Linked DNA regions of Homo sapiens: region 1 is linked to region 2. Evidence: chromatin contacts called from ENCODE Hi-C or POLR2A ChIA-PET data. All regions are on one chromosome and are shown on one strand. The core of a region is the stretch at or near the end of the contact, and the rest is flanking DNA. Distances in the headings are between cores, read along the strand shown.

What was found. Hi-C counts contacts between places; a loop is a spot of excess contacts on that map. ChIA-PET counts read pairs that join two places held with the same protein, here RNA polymerase II (POLR2A). Pooled maps may share reads with other maps.
Region 1: a map of endothelial cell of umbilical vein shows a loop between it and region 2 (6-fold over the local background). The contact joins two enhancer-like sites. A Hi-C loop is called at or near these places in 2 of 168 maps with a recorded cell type or tissue (Calu3 and endothelial cell of umbilical vein) and 6 of 50 pooled maps. POLR2A ChIA-PET finds 5 or more read pairs at or near these places in 2 of 52 experiments (OCI-LY7 and activated CD4-positive, alpha-beta T cell).

Annotation. Positions count from the first base shown.
Region 1 is chr16:87,176,522-87,181,972 of GRCh38, reverse strand. No RefSeq gene overlaps it. Among named protein-coding and RNA genes, the nearest start is that of LINC02181, 120 kb to the right of the region's middle. Within about 2 kb of position 2,797, at least 5 of the 41 ENCODE cell types and tissues checked have a DNase peak (open chromatin) inside an H3K27ac peak, as active enhancers do; they include endothelial cell of umbilical vein, where a contact is called at or near this core.
Region 2 is chr16:87,063,052-87,068,258 of GRCh38, reverse strand. LINC02181 (long intergenic non-protein coding RNA 2181) reads right to left here. Exons shown (of 3, transcript NR_126008.1): 3 at 4,268-5,207. Among named protein-coding and RNA genes, the nearest start is that of LINC02181, 7.9 kb to the right of the region's middle. Within about 2 kb of position 2,323, at least 3 of the 41 ENCODE cell types and tissues checked have a DNase peak (open chromatin) inside an H3K27ac peak, as active enhancers do; they include endothelial cell of umbilical vein, where a contact is called at or near this core.

The DNA of each region.
Region 1 (5,451 bases), core at 1,548-4,047, 110 kb before region 2:
CGGGATGGGCTCCTGAGACGCTCTGCTTCAGTTCCCATAGATCCACCCGGCCCCGGCCCCCTTCACAGGGCAGCAGCCTCAGTGGGATCTGCTTCTCTGGGGCCCTTCCTGAGCCCACACAGCACAGGTGGGGAGGAAGCAGAGTCTCTTTAAGAACAACTTGATTGTGGGATATTTTACTCATCATAAAGTTCACTCATTTCAGGCCGGGCGCGGTGGCTCACGCCTGTAATCCCAGCACTTTGGGAGGCCAAGGCAGGCGGATCGCCTGAGGTCGGGAGTTCGAGACCAGCCTGGCCAGCATGGTGAAACCCCGTCTCTAATAAAAATACAAAAATTAGCCGGGCGTGGTGGCGGGTGCCTGTAATCCCAGCTACTCGGGAAGCTGAGGCAGGAGAATCGCTTGAACCCGGGAGGCGGAGGTCGCAGTGAGCCGAGATCGCGCCACTGCACTCCAGCCTGGGCGACAGAGCGAGACTCCGTCTCAAAAAAAAAAAAAGTTCACTCATTTGAGGTGTGCAACTCAAAGATTTTTACTAATTTTACCAAGTGGTGCAGCCGCCCCCCAAGTCAGCTTGAGAGCATCCTTACCCCTGACCAAGTAACATCCCCCTGCCCATTGACAGTGAATCCCCGGCCCCCTGCAAACACCAAGCTGCCTCCTCTCTCTACCGATTTGCCTTTGATGGATATTCCATAGGAACGGAAGCTGCACTGCATGGCCTTTGTGACTGGCTCTTCCACTCTGCGTCGTGTTTTCAGGGCTCCTCCAGGTTGTAATGTGTGTCAGCCCTTCCTTCCTTTTTTTTTTTTTTATTCTGAGATGGAGTTTCTCTCTTGTCGCCCAAGCTGGAGTGCAGTGGTGCCATCTCAGCTCACTGCAACCTCCACCTCCGTGGTTTAAGCAATTCTCCTGCCTCAGCCTCCCAAGTAGCCACCACACCCGGGTAATTTTGTGTTTTTAGTAGAGAAGAGGTTTCACCATGTTGGCCAGGCTGGTCTCAAACTCCCGGCCTCGGGTGATGCGCCCACCTCGGTCTCCCAAAGTGCTGGGATTACAGGTGTGAGCCACCACACCCGGCCTCCTTCCTTCCTAGTTATGGTAAATAATATTGTGTGGTCTGAATCTGCCGTATTTTGTTTATCCATTCATCTGTTGATAGACACTTGGCTGTTTCATACAAGCAGATTCTTTTCTTCCCTTTCTTACACCCTATGTATCTGTGTATCTGTGATTACATATATGAGTACACATATATGTGTCTGTGTATGTAGGTGTCTGCATCTGTGTGTGCATGTATGTGTGCATATGTATATGTCTGTCTGTATGCATATATGGGTGTACTGTATGTATATATGCATATGTGCGCATGTATGTGTGCTCAGGTATGTGTGCATGCACACACAAGCACGTTTACATGCATGTTTGTATATATGGGTGCATGTATATGAATATGTACACAAGTGTGTACTATATGTGCACGTACATGCATGTTTATGTATGCGCATGTACACACGTGTGCATGTCCATATATGTGTGTCTATATCTACAATCTTGCACCTTGGTTGCTTCACTTAACAACACACATGTGATTCTTCTTCAAATTATTGCCAGCGCTGATTTACTGTCCTGCTTCCCAGCTGTGGGCACAACCCCCAGTGCATTTGCCTTCCTCCTGGTCTCTGTGTTGCGGGGGTGCAGCCTTTGTCCCATTCCTTGGCCATGAGTAATACACCCGGTATGACCTTGTGCTGTTGGCACAGCACCCTCAGGTAGATGGTGAGCCCTTGGGGGCAGGGGCTGCCTGTCTTTGCCCCCTGAATCTGTCTGGCATGTGAAGGAGCTCGGGGCTTGTCTGTTACTGATCAGAGGAAGATGGCTGTGGCCCCCACCCATGTTCTCCGAGGGCTTATCCTGGCTTGGATGATCTTGGCTTCTTTGGGAAGGGAGGGGTGGGGCTGTCTTCCCGCTGTTGTGCCACCATCTTGGGGACTCTCTGAGAAAGGACTCGTGTTGCTGGGGAGACCTCCGTGGCCCCTTGCTGCAGGTGCCCATGGCAGGCATGTGATGTCCGCCCTGGAGGCTCTGGAAACTCCGTGGGGGCCCACACAGAGCTTCACAGGCCTCCGATGGTGATGGAAGTGAGGGCTGTGGCGATGATGGCAGGAGCTCACATTGGTGGCACCTGTTCTGTGCCAGGCGCTCTTCTGAGCCCTGCACATGGATGGACCCATTGACTGCCCGAGGACTCCATGACGTAGGTGTTGGTGCAAAGCCATTTACAGACGAGAACAGTGGTCACTGAGCCGACACTCTGTGCACCTGCCGTGCCTCCTCCTCCCGCTTTCCAGCCTCACGCCTGCCCTAAAGTGACAACTGGAATACGGGTGACAACAAAACAAACCACGCATGTGCCAGGCTTCCTTAGGGACTTTGCACGTGCACCCACGGCAATGCTGTGCCTTCCCATTTACAGATGAGACCAGCAAGGCCAGCAGGGAGGATGAGGGGCTGAGGCTGCACGGCTGGAAGGGGTGGCTGAGCAAGGCAGGATTTGAACTCAGCTCCAAGCCAGAGGTCAGCAGTGTCCCCCTCCCTGTGTGCATTCAGGCTGTTTGTGGGGGTGGGGCAGGGACTGTAGTTCTGCCTCCCTGGAAAGTTCCCGTTTCCTGCAGTGGGCTCTGGTCAGTGACCGGGCAGGTTCCTGCCCCTGCCCTCCCGGCCCCTGTCCTGGCCCAGGGCCCAACACTCCAGTCTGTTTTCCAGACAGGAAACATGAATCAAAATAGCATGACACACGAAACCGTAATTGGGGCTGTGCTGTGAGGCCCAGGGAGGCCTAACGAGTAGAGGCCTCTGCCATCGAACCTGCTGTGGGTGCCCTCCTTCCGCCCTCGGAACCCTCTGGCCTGAAACAGCATTCCATCAGCCCCCCTCCTCACCCAGGAGACCAATGGGGGGAAGGGGGGTGGGGGTGGGGAGGAAGAGGGAGAGGGACGGAAAGGGAGAGACACACAGAGACAGAGGGAGAGAGAGAGGGAGAGGGGGGAGAGATGGGGAGAGAGAGAAGGGGAGACAAAGGGAGAGATAAAGAGGGAGAAAGAGAGGAGGGGAGAGAAAGGGAGAGCGGAGAGAGGTAGAAAAAGAGAGATTCATAAGAGAAGAAAGAGGAAGAGGGAGAGAGAGAGGGAGAGGGAGAGACATGGAAGGAGAGAGACGGAGAGTGAGAGGGAGAGGGAGAGAGAGAGGGAAGGAGGGAGAGAGAGAGGGAAGGAGGGAGAGAGACAGGGAAGGAGGGAGAGAGGGAAGGGGGGAGAGAGAGATGGAGGGAGAGAGAGAGGGACAGAGAGACGGGGAGAGAGAGGGAGGCAGAGAGAGAAGGAGGGAGAAAGGGAGAGAGGGAGGCAGAGAGAGGAGGGAGAAAGGGAGAGAGGGAGGCAGAGAGAGGAGGGAGAAAGGGAGAGAGGGAGAGAGAGGGAGCGGGGAGAGAGAGGAAGAGAGGAGGGAGAGGGAGAGAGCTACAGAGGGAAAGTGGGAGAGGGATGGGGAGAGAGGGAGAGTGGAGGGGCTCTCTGTGCCTGGTTTGGTTGTGCTGTTCCTGATAACTCTGACCCCGACTGACCGACCGGTGCTTACTCTGAACGTTTCCAGGGTCTCTGCGTTTAGGGCCCGTCTGAAGGTTTCTGTGACGGCCTCGGCGGCTCTATGGGCAGATGGCCCTATGGCTCCTCCTAGCTCTGACAGGATCCTCTCAGCCTCTGTGTGCTTTCGCCTCTGCTTCTGCCTCTGCCTCTCTGTCTCTGTCCCTGTCCTGTGCCTGCATCTTTCTGTTCCCTTCCCTATCTCTGTCATCTTCGTTTCTTTCTTTTCTTTTCTTGCCTTCTCCCTCCCCTTGTTTCTTGCTTCAAATAAAGGACAGGGGAGACAGAAGAAAGCTTCGGGGACTTTAGAGCTGCATGGACGGCCCCTTCCGACCCAGCCTCCTCCCTGCAACCCCCAATAGCTGCGCCCCTGTGCCCCTCGTCCCCTCGCTCTCCTCTGTCCAGCCTCCCAGCCCTTCCTGCCCGCCTCTCCCTCCCTTCCTGCCCGAGACCCCCCAGAATCCCCCTCCTGGAAATGCCATTGCCCCCCTGGGGCCTGACCCTCGCTGGCAATCCTCCACTTCCCTGGTGGTCTTCCCTCTGGTCAGCCGGGTGAAAGGTCGCCAGCTGTTGGAGGGGCGGGGGTCTTTGAGGGCATCTAACTGGGTGTTCCCCACATGGGGGCCTTGAACCCCTAAGGGGCCTCGAGGGCCGCCGCAGTCATGGGGGGAGGATCTGTGCGCAGTTCCTTCCTTCATTCATAATCCGTCTTCACTCTGCACACGCCATCTCTGCTCCTTGTGGGAAAACGCAGGCGGGCCCAGTGTGAAGTGGAGCCTCGTCCTCTCTCTGCCCAGAGGGGACCACTGAGGACCGTGGAGAGTAAGGTCCGATGGAGATGGGTTGTTTCATCCCCGATTTCCTCACTTGGCAACGTAGTTTTGTAGCTCAGAGTGTGGCTCTTAATGGTCAGATCTGGGCCAGGCTGCTTAGCCCCCTAAGCTGACGGCACTGCCGTGAGCAGGGCAGGCCTGTTCTTTACCCTCGAGGGCTTTCTGTCCAGTGGGCAGACATTGGACACCGTCCCGCAGGGACCTTCCCTGACCCAGCTCAGATCTGTGAGCGTGGCTGACCCGGCCTGCAGGTGAGGCAGGACTTTCCTGAGCAGGTGGTCACGGTGGTAGGATTGGCCAAAGAAGTCAGTGGGGGGCAGCAGGCAGAGAGATGACAGGGACAAGGGCCCCGTGGTGAGCAGAGCTTGGCGTGATCCTGGAGCAGGACCAGAGTGAGCAGGGAAACATGGAAGGTGAAGGCTGGGGTGGGTGGCAGAGCAGACCCTACAGGACTTGCAGGCCCCCAGGAGCCTGGTCTTCTCTAGGCTGGGGTGGCTGTGCCTCGTGCTGTGGTGCCCGGTCTTGCCATGAAAGTGCCAGGTGTCACCCCCTCCATTGGGGGAGGCGGTGGGGAAACCTGAAGCCCAGGCCTGCCTCGGCTGCCAGCAGCCTGGTGTCTGACAGTGCACCCAAGCTGGCTGGTGGGAGTCCTCTGAATGTCTGTCTTCACTGGCTTTGGGTTCTCCTGTTCTGATGAGGTCATGGTGGTCTTTGGGGGCGCTCAGCTCACGGCAGGCTGCCTGGATCAGGGATGCTCATGTGCCCGCAAAGAAGAGCTTTATCCTCATTGATTTCTAACCAGCTTTATTGAGGTGTGATGTACACACCCTAAAAGTCACTTTTTTCGGTGTTCAATGGAATTCAACTCAATAATGAAAAAGAATGAATTACCGATACATGTAACAGCACAACCAAGCCTCAGAAGCATGCTAAGTGGAAGAAGCCAGGTGTGAAAGGGCACATATGCGATGCTTCT
Region 2 (5,207 bases), core at 1,074-3,573:
TGACTGCGCTCTCCTGCATTTATTCTTCCAGCTGAAATTTTCCTGACTTTTTTCCCTCTCATTTTATTAGGTTAATAAAACTTGGTTTTCGAGCATTTGGCTGCCCCAGGAGGGCCATCGGCCCCATGTCCAATTCATCAGGCGCTAATGAGTGGCCTCGCAGGCCCCGGCCCTCCAGCCCCGAAGCTCTCCGTGGCTCGTAAAGGGGAGGCCCACGGGCTGTGCTGTATATTTTGTCTGTTGGTTTCCCAAATTCTCTCGCCAGCTCGACCGTCACTTTTTGGGATTTATTTGAGGCCGACAGCACCGTCAGGGAGCTCCTCCGCAGCCGGACCCTCCTCCCTGGCCCGGGCTCCACACACCCCACACACTCAGAGCCGTAAAATAAAGTCTGCAATAAAACGAAATAGAAATGTGTCGATGCTGCATTTTAGAACATTCCAGCAAAAGGCTCTGGGAAATGCCTTCGTTTACATTAAAGAGGGAAGCTCCGTGGGAGCAGGGGTAACACAGTCAGAAAAAGGGCCTCTAGGAGGAAGACACGACCTGGTGTTTCAAATAAATAAAGTAAAAATAAAACGCAGTCGGGTGTGCGCACGCATGAAATCTCTAAACTCTTTCTGCACGTACATTTATGTCGTCCCTGGTTTATTTTTTTGGCATTTTAGGGAAAGACCAGTGAAAGAGAAAAGTGTATGGCGCCTGCCTTCTGGGTCAAGGAACTGGGCTCTGTCTCCCTTCTAGAACATTCTTGTTTTCTCTTCCCCCACGGGTACACCCTCTCTCTCGCTCTCTCACCTTCACCAAGCTGTCAGCTCCCTGCTAGCCCCAGGCGTGGGGTTGTGTCAGCCACAACACGGTTGAAAACTAGAATGTGAGCAGCCAAGAGCCCGGGGAGTATTCACTGGCGCAGTGGCCTAGGACCCGGAGAGGTGGGCGGGGGAGACGGCCGCTAGGTTATTGGGTCCCCGAATGTCCACGTGGCAGCTGGCCTTGTCAGCGTTTGTAACAAGTGTCCTGGTCCCTCTCCTCCACCTTAAACATCTAGAAAACGCCTTGCCTTCCCTTGCACTCCACCCGGGCCTGTGCCACCGCTAATAAATCACGCCCCAGGCCTGCGGCTCCAGGGAACGTTACCTTGCCCCCCTTGGCGCCTGCCTTGAGCATGGAGGGCTCTGCGCATTCTGCATGCAGCAAAAGGAGAAATGCCAAAGCCGCCTCAGACGGTTCTCCTTTGAAATTTTCAGCACCGTCCTCCGTGTGGTATTGTCCACTTGGCCCCCACGCCAGGCAAAAGACTGTCCATACAATTGGCTGGGTTTGGGGGAAGTTCTTTGGGTCCCTAGGACATGAACAGGCAGGGTGGTGGCTCCCAGGCTGTGGGGGGCATAGCAGGGATCACTGCCCCTCTGCTACGGGGTCCTTGCACTTGTGGGCGAGGGGGATTCTAGGGCAGTCTCTGGGGTCACGGGGACTGTTCTCTGCCTTGGTAGAGGTGAAGGTCCCCTCACCTTCACACGCTAAGGCCTGCGTGGAGATGCCGGCTGGCTGCAGAGATGACAGGGCACCTCTTCTGAGTCACTGGCCCGGCTGGCATCTCCTTCCTCCAACTGGAGAAGATGCCACACAAAGGGCGTCACTCTCAGTGGTGGCTCAAGATGCCCACGGCCCGGGATCTGCACCGCAGCTTCGCACACCGTCCGGGGTGCCAGGGAGGCCCTGTGTTGTTGGTGGCTTAGACGCTGCACGTGGGGGGCCCTGAGCAGCCATTTCCATGGGGGCTTGGATGGAGTCGGCCGGTTTCCTGTCCCTTGAAGAGCCTCAGCCCAGCCCTGGCTTTTCTTGGTTGTCTCCATTAAAGCTCTAGGTTCTCAGGGGTCCTTGTTCAGAATGTCCTACCCGGAGCCGGCCCTTCTCCCCCGCACACTCCTCTTAGTAGATTATCTTCTGAAAATATACTTTGAAGGGCTTTTGTTTTGTTTTGTTTTCCCTACTTGACACTCTTGAATAAAGTAGGCCATTTATCTTTCGGGCAGAAGAATTTCAACAGTGAAGCTGCGCGGTGCAGGCTCCGTGCGGGGAGGCAGTTTTACGTTTTTTTTTCATCACGGGTTTATTTCTGTCTTAGCTTCCCCTAAAGTTTGTAGCCTTCCTCCCCTCCTTCTAACGAATCCCCCCAACTGTCATCCTCTCCCCTCACCCCCCTAAATGCATCCAGCCCACCTCAAGCTACTCGAACTGAAAGAAGCACTCATGGCCAGGCCGCGTGTTTGTTTAGGCTCACCCTGTGTTAGTCCATGTGAAATGCAACAGAATGGAGAAAAATGTAATTCTTTGCCGGCTTTTGATCAAAGAGAGGACTTTAAAAAAAAATTCAAGATGGATTTCTGAAGGACAATTTTATACACATGCTGCGTGTTTCGGAGCTCCAGTATTTAGGTGATTTTGGGGAAAAAAAAATCTTTTTTCCTCTTTTGATCCCAGAGAGAAAACACTCGCACAAACACATCTCCACCCCACAAACACTGCAAGATGCCATTTTTCATAAGTCTAACCGGCTGAAAAGAGGAAGCATTTCTCTTCCAATTTATCAACAACACAAGAGAATGTAAAATACGGCCCTACTGCAACAGGCAATCTCTTTCTTGCTTTTGTGGGAATTCAGAGCAAAGTTACCCTTGTTGCTGAGGCTAATTGCAGGACCCAGGATGTCCGGTCTGGGTCCTTGAAACACACATGCGTCCACACTTCCTCCATCCATCTTAATTTCACAACCAGCATTAAACGTACGTTTCTCCTCTAACTCCCTCAGCTTCAGAGCAAATGCAAATAAAAAGTGCTTAAAATGGCAAACATTTCCTGTCATTGAAGGCCTTCGTTAGGGTGGGGGTCGCTGAGTTCTAAAGTATATTTTCATAGGAAAACTCATTTCAGATCGTCGGCAGGAGCTTAGACTGTTCATACAGCGAAGTTTGGGGTTTGCGATCAGCCTGAATTTATTGCAGTCAAGTGACCCTTTATAGGATGTAGATGTAGGAGAGCAAAGATTCCAGATTCAAACTTGGATTAACCTGGGGCCCAGCTCAGGTCACAGGAAAAAATTAAAATATACTGAAAACTGTCCTCTTCCCCTCCCCTCCCTTCAATTCATTTTCTGTTCCATTATGGAAAAAAAACCCCAAATTTGGAATTTTAATGTTGTTTTTCCTCCATTGGTTGTTTAGTTAGTGATTTTGCCGACTTCCTGGATGTTCATTTCTGGTTCTGCACAAAAGAGTCACATTTCCTTTTGGAATCAGGACCAGGAGACAGAAGCGGACTCGGGAACTGTGAGTGCCCCCCGGTCTTCCCCGGCGCCTCTGACCCCTTCCTCCATCTCGCCGCCTTCCCTGCCTTCAGCGCGGAGTTCCCTTTCTCCAGGGCTTCTTGTCTGAACTCACCCCCTCGGCTCTCAGCACCATTCTCCACTTTTAGGAAAAGAAACTCTACAATTTCTATGCAAACATCGGATAAGAAGGGGAGGGGGAGTGACTTTGATTTTCATTTTAAGACTCTGAAAGACGGAGAAAGTAAGCAGAAGCGGGCTGGTGTATTTCAGAGGCTCCCAGTGAGTCCCTACTAAATTTACCTAATAAAATGAATTTTTAAAATTTTCGTTTTCTCATTTCATTCCAGCAGAAAATGAGTTTGCCTTTATAATGTCCAGATCTTTCCAACTCTATTGAGTGAGAAATTAACTTACAAAATTTAAATACTTTGGTACACACATGCACACACACCCGAAATGAAGTAAAGTGTGCCTGTAACACAATAGCAAGCCTGATTTTAGGGTCCTAGGACACATTTTTTTTAATGATGTGTAATAAAGAAAAATCAGATTCAGTTAAAAAAATTTCTCTCTTAAAATGGGTGAATTGTAATACTCAGTAAATTTAATTGTAATTTTTATTTGTTAATATAAGTTGCCTTTTTAAAATCTTCTGCACGTCTTGTCAAATTATTGAGAGGACTGCAAAGAAAACATATGTTAATGTGCTAGGCCACAGTTGACTCCTTTCCTTTCCACGAAACTAGTCCAAGTAGTGTAGGAAATTATGAAACTATAGAGTTCTCTGTGAAAAGAATACCCTGCCTTTCATTTCCAAGATAAAGCAATTAATACTGGAATTTCAAGGCAAATCTAATGATCAGTTAGGAGGGAAAAGGAGGAGGAAGGCAGGATGGTTATTTGCGTAAGAAAGTCCAGAAATCGACATCGGACAGATGTATCGTGGAATGTGATGATATTTATAAGGAAAAATCACATAAACTTTAAAAATGAAAGTTGTTTTGCTTAAACGACTGAAAAAAAGAATTCAGAATAATATTTGGGTTATCCTAGTTTTGTACGCTTGTGTTCACCAAAGCGTTCAGGGTCCAGGAGGATTAAAGAGCTCCATCACAAGGAGTGTTTTTGTGTGTGTGCATGCGTGTGCGTGTCTGTGTGCGCGTGTGTGCGTGTCTGGGTGCATGTGTGTGCGTGTATGTGCGCGCGCGTGTGTCTGGGTGCGTGTGTGTGCGCACGTGTGTGTCTGTGTGTGCGTGTGTGTGCGCGTGTGTGTGAGTGTGTGTGTCTCTACCCAGCTCTCCTACACCTTAGCCCCAAGGATGATGGGGAGAAAAATGTGGGAGCTGACTAGGTGGAACCAAATCTTTACTCCAGAAATTTATAGCTAATATAAAACTCTTAAAAATGAAAAAAAAACAGTTTTCTTACCTTTTTAAAAAGTCTTCTCTTTGGGGGGTTATGTCAGGGGATAGAGGAATGGGCTTGAGCCAGTTTTCAAAATTGCTATAGGCCAGGCGTGGTGGCTCCTGCCTGTAATCCCAGCACTTTGAGAGGCCGAGGCGGGAGGATCGCTTGAGCTCAGGAGTTTGAGACCAGCCTGGGAAACATAGCAATGCCCTGTCTCTACAAAAAATTTAAAAATTAGCCGGGCGTGGTGGTGTGCGCCTGTGTTCCCAGCTGCTCGGGAGGCTGAGGCAGGAGGGTCGCTTGAGCCCAGAAGGTCCAGACTGCATTGAGTGGAGATCGCACTACTGCACTCCAGCCTGAATGACAGAGTGAGACCGTCTCAAAACAAAAACAAAAACAAAAACCAACCAAAAAACCAAAACCAACTCCCTCCCCGCCCCCGAAACAACAACAACAACAACAAAACCCCCAA